2 separate regions of the Homo sapiens genome follow, and region 2 is linked to region 1. A link is a contact called in ENCODE Hi-C or POLR2A ChIA-PET data. All regions are on one chromosome and are shown on one strand. The core of a region is the stretch at or near the end of the contact, and the rest is flanking DNA. Distances in the headings are between cores, read along the strand shown.

The links. Hi-C counts contacts between places; a loop is a spot of excess contacts on that map. ChIA-PET counts read pairs that join two places held with the same protein, here RNA polymerase II (POLR2A). Pooled maps may share reads with other maps.
Region 2: a map of ascending aorta shows a loop between it and region 1 (2.8-fold over the local background). The contact joins the promoter of RARB here to the enhancer-like site in region 1. A Hi-C loop is called at or near these places in 22 of 168 maps with a recorded cell type or tissue (Caco-2, PC-9, Right ventricle myocardium inferior and 12 more) and 21 of 50 pooled maps. POLR2A ChIA-PET finds 5 or more read pairs at or near these places in 14 of 52 experiments (A549, AG04449, BJ and 10 more).

What each region holds. Positions count from the first base shown.
Region 1 is chr3:25,467,514-25,471,583 of GRCh38, reverse strand. The region is part of intron 2 of RARB (retinoic acid receptor beta); the gene reads right to left. Among named protein-coding and RNA genes, the nearest start is that of RARB, 41 kb to the right of the region's middle. Within about 2 kb of position 1,738, at least 15 of the 41 ENCODE cell types and tissues checked have a DNase peak (open chromatin) inside an H3K27ac peak, as active enhancers do; they include ascending aorta, heart left ventricle and sigmoid colon, where a contact is called at or near this core.
Region 2 is chr3:25,426,827-25,430,787 of GRCh38, reverse strand. It overlaps RARB (retinoic acid receptor beta), which reads right to left and starts at 2,525. Exons shown (of 8, transcript NM_000965.5): 1 at 1,900-2,525. The coding sequence starts at 2,056. RefSeq lists an enhancer at 2,627-3,464.

The DNA of each region.
Region 1 (4,070 bases), core at 489-2,988:
GCTAATTCAGAATTCACTCCCCCCGCCCCCAACTTCCTGTTTATCCATACACCAGAAGGAAAAAAAAAAAAAGACAGATTTTTCTGCTTTTTCAATCCAAAATCAGTTCTCAATTTGTTAGAAGAAGAAAAGTGTTTTCTCCTTCCGTAGGAATTATTACTAGGAAAAGGTAGATTGTCATTTCAGCTGTCTTGAGGTTCCTCGATATGGAGGTAGATTCTCTAAGCTGAGATTTTTCTTAAAGCACTAACAGCCCTCAGTACTCTTCCACGTCAGTATATCATTCCAGGCACTAGTTCTTAAGAGTTTGCCTAAAGATAGTATCAGAGAGGACATACGTTTTGCAATGAAGGTTAACTGAGGTAGAAGGCAGAAATTACTAAGAAATGAGCTAGACTTTGGTCACCAAAGACCTTGTCCTGTTTATATATAATTCCATGAATGTTTACATGAATGTATCATCCCAAGCCCTATGTAATTAGATGCAATTCATTATATAATTAGATAAAATGTATGAAAGTAATATACTATTTGCATTATTATACAATTATATCTTATTATGCGTTATTTATAACTACACTAATTACTGTATAATTAGATATAACTTATGATAAAAGCATATATACATTAACGTCCTACTATGTGCCGCCTCCCTAGCACTATGCAAAGCCCTAGTAATAAGGCTGTGACAAGAGAGACCTGCCCAGCCCTCCTGGAGTTTATAGCTGACATTAAACTAATGACTTGGTAATAATGACTTGGTAATAATGACTTAATTTCAATTGTGTTAAGTGCTACAAAGGCGAACAACAGCAAATGTAAAAGAGGGGGACCTAACCTGGGGGTTCCAAAGGAAGGCTTCTCTGAGGAAATGGTATTTATTGAGTCCTTTTGAGTGTCTTTAATATCCTATGGATCCCTAGTTGTTTATATAGGGTTATGCAAAATAAATGTTAACAGAATGGATAGATTTCCATTTTTCCATGTAACTCTATATAGGCAATTTTATTCTGAGTCCTCTTGCCTTCCAGCCCCATCTTCAACTTTTGCCTGGAACACTCCTCTCCCCTTCCTCATCTGGAAAATGCTTACACATCTATAAAATCACATCTTCTATAAAAGCCTTCCATGAATGTGTCAGAGGGATCCGAGACTCCTTCTCTGTGCCCATCAAACCCTTAGCTACAATTGTCACAGCACATGCCACACTGTTTCCTTGCTCATTCATTCATCCATCCAATGAATATTTACCATTTACCTGTAATCGAGGAGCTTAGCTTTAAAATTGCATTTTAAAACTTTTTTTTTCTTTTCTTGCTCTCAGCATTAAAACGTACTTAAAAACTTTTTGTTTTCCTCCCTTCCTACCAGACACTCTCTTGAACTACTAGCTTATCTAATTAGGCACTTACTTAGAAGTTCCAGGAGCTAATTTTTAAACAAACCAGGTATGGAGACCCAGCTGTGAAATTGCAGAGATTACCTCAAAAGGGTTAGTCTACAACCCGGGCATTGCTGAAATGATGGCACGCTGTGCTTCAGGTGGACCGTGACTCAACACGGCCTCCGGAACTGAACACGCAGACCTTGCACCCAGCACCACTCCCACATGCTCCCACCCCTCCTCCACGTTCCCCTTTTTAAGCCCCTCTCCACAGCCTAAAGTTTGGAATGGTCTTTCAAAGACTTGAGCCTGGTCATTCCCCAAAAGCCAGAATTTAAATCCTTTTACCACACCTAGCTTCTCATGTTTTCTGCCTCCAAGCAGCCAGCAGCTGGGCTTGAGCCAGTTACATCCCTATTATTGGACAGGCCTGGTTCTCTGTATTTTTTAGGCAATGGGATTCAGCATTGGAAAAAATATACACAAAACTTTCATTTCTATATCCTGGAGCTGTCTCATGGAAGGCACTTAATAAATGTCTGATGAATGAATGAGGAAACATGTAAATCCTCCATGGTTGGCAGATTATAGCAACAGGGAACAGAGGGACGCTTTTTGGGTCTATGAGGGAAACTACTCTGTGTGATCCAATATAGTAATGAAGTTTATGGCAGGTTTCATAATTCATTCAGCTATCACAGAGTGGTACACAGAGTGTCCTGTTTTTGTTATTGTTTTGGATATGTTATTTTGTTCTTTGGGATCAATACTGCAGCAAACCCCTAAAACAGAAGCAACTATCAGAGTGAGGAAAGCTAAAAATATTCTCCAAAGACAGCATCATGTTCATGTTTATCCACTCCAATTAAAAACAACAATGTGGTTTTAAATGGCCTTGGTCAAATAAAATCATTAAGCTCATTTAAAGTATTTAATAGAAGTTCTAAAATTAAGTGCAGACATCCATCTTCCTGATTGCAAAACTTTTTGTGACTGAACATTCTGCTTGCTGTCTGCCAGGAAAACCCAGCCCAGCAGCCGAACGCTGTCATGGAGATGAGGGCCTCCCTCTCTTCAGAGGCTAGCAAAACAAAGGCAGATGAGAAAAATGGACAAAATTAGCCCTGAGGGACTGAGGGGGCTAGTGGAGTTTAAACTCTTAAAAGACTGCTTTAAATAGAAGGCTACCAATGTGACCTTCAGCAAGCATTTCCTCTGCGCCCTTGTGGAGAAGACACGCCATCACGGCTGTGCCAGGCCTCGCCCTGGGGCCTTCTGCAGGACAGGCTGGATTGTGGCCCCCAAAGGTTGGCTTAGGGATAGGAAGTTTCCACCCATCAAAGGCAAAATGTAGAGAGCAAGGACAAAGCTGCATCTGGGAACATGCCCATGTGTGGGTTCTGCCTGCTAACTGTCCCTTCTTGGGAAAGACTGACTGCCTTGTAAGCGCTTCCTTTTTTAATTTTTTGTCGCAGAGATGTCATTTCTTTTATGAAATGATCAAGACAATATGTTTTTTAAAAATATGCCCCTATCTGTTAGTTTTAAATTTGGTGGCCTATGAAACCCCCACTCTAGACCATAACACACCACTGCTTCAGACCTTCTGTCTAAGTGTGGCTGAAGCAGTGGGGTGTTTTTTTTAACAGGAAAAGGATTTGAATCCCAGCTCTAGCAAAGGCTAGCTGTGTGTCCTTGGCCACGTTCCTTAACTACTCGGACCCTCTGTTACCTCATCTATAAAATGTGGGTCACGGAGCCTACCTTGCAGAGCTGTTGTGAGAAATAAAAGCGCTATGGGTTAAAAAAAAAAAAAAAAAAAAAAAAGCCCAAATGCCTAGTGTACAGAAGGCACCCAACAAGGGTAGTTTTCTTCTTCCCTCTACTCCACACTTGGACGTACAAACACTGGAGACCTCTTACTCCACGTAAGCCAGCCCTAACAAGAAATCAGTGCCATTATTAGGTTCACTGCTTTTATGTCTGTATTTGACATGGTACTGGGTTCAAACTTGTGGATTTGCTTTCATTTTACAGATAGGCTAAGGCCCAGAGAAGTCAATGGACATAGCCAGAAGAAGTAGAAATGCTCCGAGAATCCAAGTGTTTGGTTTCTGACCTAAAATGCTTTCTCTCTATGACTCACACCGCTGGTTCCTCCTCAGCCATGAGATCCCACCTGACCCCCATCACATCAGGCCCCCTTGACCCCTGTGAAATAGAATACCCCTAAATTATTCTTTATTAGACCATTCTGTTTATTGTTTTCCAAATTTAAATTATCATCTGTCCCTTGTGTGAGACACTAAATTCCATGAGGAACTTTGTCATGTTCACTGTTGTATCTCTAGCACCCGGCATAGGGCCTGAAACTTAGTAGGTGTTCAACAAACATATGCTTAAGGATGAATGATTGGTGAATAAGGTTGTCAGAAGAGACTTGCCCATCAAACTAGGGAATAATAGAAGACGGTATGTAACCAAATGCAAGTTCTGGTAGGCTCTCCCTTTTGCAAGGTGACTTTGTCACTTCTCCCCTTAGGAGGTGAAGTTTATTTCTTCATCCATAGAATCCAAGCTTAGTCACGCAATTTGTTTGGCCAAGGGGATATTAGCAAATGTGATACAAGCAGAGGGTGAGAAGTGTTTGTTTGAGCTGGTTCACTGGATAAGTGGCGTTGGCTTG
Region 2 (3,961 bases), core at 1,276-3,775, 42 kb after region 1:
AAGACACTGGAATTTCTGAAATCCCTTTGTCAAATGCCTTTATTTACTTTGTCTAATGCAAGTTTCTTTGATTAGCTAAACTTTGCTGTTATCAACACTTCTTGCTTATCGGGTAGTTTTAGGCGAATGACACATTCACCGCTCGCTCTCCCTAGATAAAGCAAATCCCTTGTTTAACTTGTCCAAGAACAAACAAAGCTTTTCCCCCTACTCTTACAACTTAATAGGCATCTTTGGAAGGTTAATTACAAAAGGAAGAATGTCTACATGTAAAAACTCTATTAGGTCTAATAACTTTTGGCGAGGATCCTGAGCATATTTTTTCCTTCTGTTAAAAAACATGTTTCATTACCACTTTCTCTAACAAGAAAAAGTTTCAGAGAGCCCCAGTTCCCTGGGATTCCAACAGAAATTGTTCATACTGTTTTAATTGCTACAAAGAGGACAGGTCTGAAAAGTCTCTTCTTGGATTAGAAAATTATTTTGTAACACTCCAGTTTCTTTGAGTTCTCCAGAAATAAAATGGGCACCAAAAAAGAAAAGGCATTTGGGGAGCAGCTGAAGATTAAGGCGCCTTCTGAAAACGATATTCTTTTTGCCCTGCTTATGGCTCTACAAAATGTTAAGTCAGACAGCCAGGCTGTTGGCATCAAATGGTTATTGATTTTTCAGCTACAAACCTGTTGATTTCCCGGCCCAAGAAGCAAGTCTTTATTCTTAAGAAAAAGTTTCAGAGAGGGCAATTTAAATCCTGTCATTGTCCCCTCTCCCCTTTTTCTTCTCTCTTTAGATAAGCCACCATGTTATTAGGAAAACTCAATTTCTTCCAGTTAAACTTTGACCTCTTTGAAAACAAAGATTTAAAATGTCATTTTCAGGCTAATGCTCCAATGAATTGTCAAATAAAGTACTAAAAACATTTTGATAGATAGCTGAGCCATTTATCTAAATCACTGTCAGGGCGGCGAAGCATCCTGCAGGCTCCCACTACAGCCACCCGAAGGTGGGATTTTCTGGGACTCCTGATCATTTCTCAAGCCTGCAGCCAGGCTACTGTTGACCAGGTGCGTACCTCGGCACTGTGTCAGCATCAGATAACAAAATAGTCAATATTTTTTTTTTAAATTGGGCTACCCCACTTATATTTCCTTTCCTTTAACTGATGTCCACGTTCCGGGCTGAACTGCAAGATATGGAAATAATGGATGGCTCAGTCCAAGGGGTGTTCATTGCCAGTAGTTTTCTAGCAAAACAGCAACTTCTTAGACCAACAAAGTGACTTGGAAAGGTGGCAGCAGGGTCAATGCTAAGAAATATTGCCTTTCCTTAGCAAGGAAAACATTGGAAGCGGCAGCTTGAACTGGTGGTTTATGAACTTCGGGAGCAGCAGCCACCTTAATTAAACTAAATTCCTTTCAAGGAAAATGTCATATTTTAATTACTTTGGACTGTTGGAATACACAAGGGGTGGGGGGACCTATACAACTAGTAGCTAATCCAAAGAACAGCAAAGTTAAATTCCACTCTGCATACATTTTAGTAAAAACTGCAAAATGTGTCAAATTGCCCTACTTGAAGAATGTTTTAAAGTCTTGTGGTCACCCTCTACTCCCCACCCCCCACATTTTTATGCATATTTTAAAAACTGTTTTCAAGAGACTATAAGGTTGGTAAGGAGAGGAGCATGGGGGCGGGAGGGGTTATTTGGGAAGAAAACATCTAACAGGAAATTTTCAGCAAAGGGAATCAATATGCATGCCAGCATATCACACCCCTTCAGCATTAAATCATTAAATCCTTTGTCTTGCTACCAATGCAGTTTATTTCCAACGTCTTTATTGCATGCAAGAGAGACAATTTTTTTTTTCTTGGTAGAAGAAGGGAAAAAAATAAACCTACATTGAGCAGTGTGCCGATGCTGCCATTCGGTTTGGGTCAATCCACTGAAGCATGCTTTGAGAGCTTTCTCCTGGAGCATGCAGGAAGACGGACTCGCAGTGTAGAAATCCAGGATTTGCCCAGGACTCACTGACAGAACATCCATACAGTCAAACATGATCTCCCTTGCACTGAATGTCTGCAAAAGTGCTTATCCTCTAGGTGTGGAGGCAAATGGCATAGAAAAGTCCACCCAACTCCATCAAACTCTGCCCCTTTTTTGGCACGTAGGCTGTTGGTCTTTTTCCCAGCCCCGAATCATGAATTATGACAGACAAGCCAGCTAAAAGCCTGTAATTGATCCAAATGATCATTTACCATTTTCCAGGCTTGCTCGGCCAATCCAGCCGGGGCGGGGGGTTCCCAGAAAGATCCCAAGTTCTCCTTCCAAGTAAATGCTTGCAAAAAGCCTTCCGAATGCGTTCCGGATCCTACCCCGACGGTGCCCAGACAAACCCTGCTCGGATCGCTCGCGTTCTCGGCATCCCAGTCCTCAAACAGCTCGCATGGGGGAATTCTGGTCCCCCCTTTGGCAAAGAATAGACCCTCCTGCCTCTGAACAGCTCACTTCCTACTACTTCTGTCACACAGAATGAAAGATTGAATTGCCTAATATATGCGAGTGAACTTTCGGTGAACCCTACCCGGGCTGCTAACCTTCAAATGACCCAACTAGTCTGACATCACCAACTCCCAGGATTCTCACAGAGCTTAAAAACTCCCAGCAGCCCTGCAAAAGCAGACAGCCAGAGAGGCAGGCAGCGAGCGCACAAGCCGGCGTTTTCTTTCCTATTTCTCACCTTAAAAACAATACAAGAAGTGCTTTTAAAATGAGCAGGGGAGGAGCCGGGACGCTGCTCCTGGCTCACGTTGAGCACCAACTTCTCTCCCTTTACGCCTTTTTATTTGCGGCGGCTTAGCTTGGAAAACGGTGTTCCGCCTGCGCCCGCTCGCCTCCCGCCCACCGCCTCGCCCCCCAGCCCACACTTTAAATTCCTCTGTGCGCCTTTCTGTCTGTTAAATTCCTTATAACTTATGTATTTTTCCACTCCAGAAAAAGCACATGCAAGCCCTAAACTGTAGAACAGAGAATGGCTACCCCTTGGGAAAGGCTTGGGTTGGGAAACTTTCCATTCCACAGTCTTTTTCTCTTTCTCCCTCTTGCAAGCCCCTGGCTGAATTGACTGCACTCGTTTGCTCTGCAATCCAGCTTTCGAGATTCATTTACTTTGAAAAATCCTCTCCAGGTTCTATGCAGCATATAGAGTAGTCAGGAATTGGTTACCCCTGTCCCAAACACACAGCCACACAGAAAATGAGATTTCAGATCTGGACTTGAAAAAACAGTATAGTGGTCAAGAGCATGGGTTGGGGAATCAAACTGAACTAGATTCCAATTCCAGGTCTGCCACTTACCAGCTGTGTGTTCTGGGATAAGTATTTAACTTCTTCAGGCTTCAGTTTCCTCATCTGTAAAATGGGCATATAATACTACCCACGTCAGTGTTAACTGGGAGGACAGAAATAACACTTGTATGGTGCTGGGTAAATATCATGGAACAAATGTTAGCTGTGACTCATCCTCATACTGTTCAACTGGTGAAACAAAACCCCGGGGAGATGAGACCTACCCAAGGTCACACAGCTCAGAGCTGTGACTAGAACCCAGCTCCCTAGGATGAAAGTCCAATGTGAAAATTACTTGCCTGTTCCCACATCCTTGCACCCCAAATAGCCATGTTGGTTGCCTCTCTCATCATACACCTACACACATCCCACCACATAATTAAACGCATATTTTGTAAACTGGTTTAAGTATGACAGTTTTACATTTTGAAGGACCAGTTTTCTCTCATTCCAGCCCCTGCCCAATCCTTTTATTAAAATACAGTAATTTTAAGGGAAAATGATTTTTTAGATCTCTCACACTGACCCAACCTACAGGAAGAAGAGTCTTTCCAGCCAGTCCTAAAACACTAAGAAGGATAGATGCAGTATTTACAAATAAACCCAGCCGGATGGA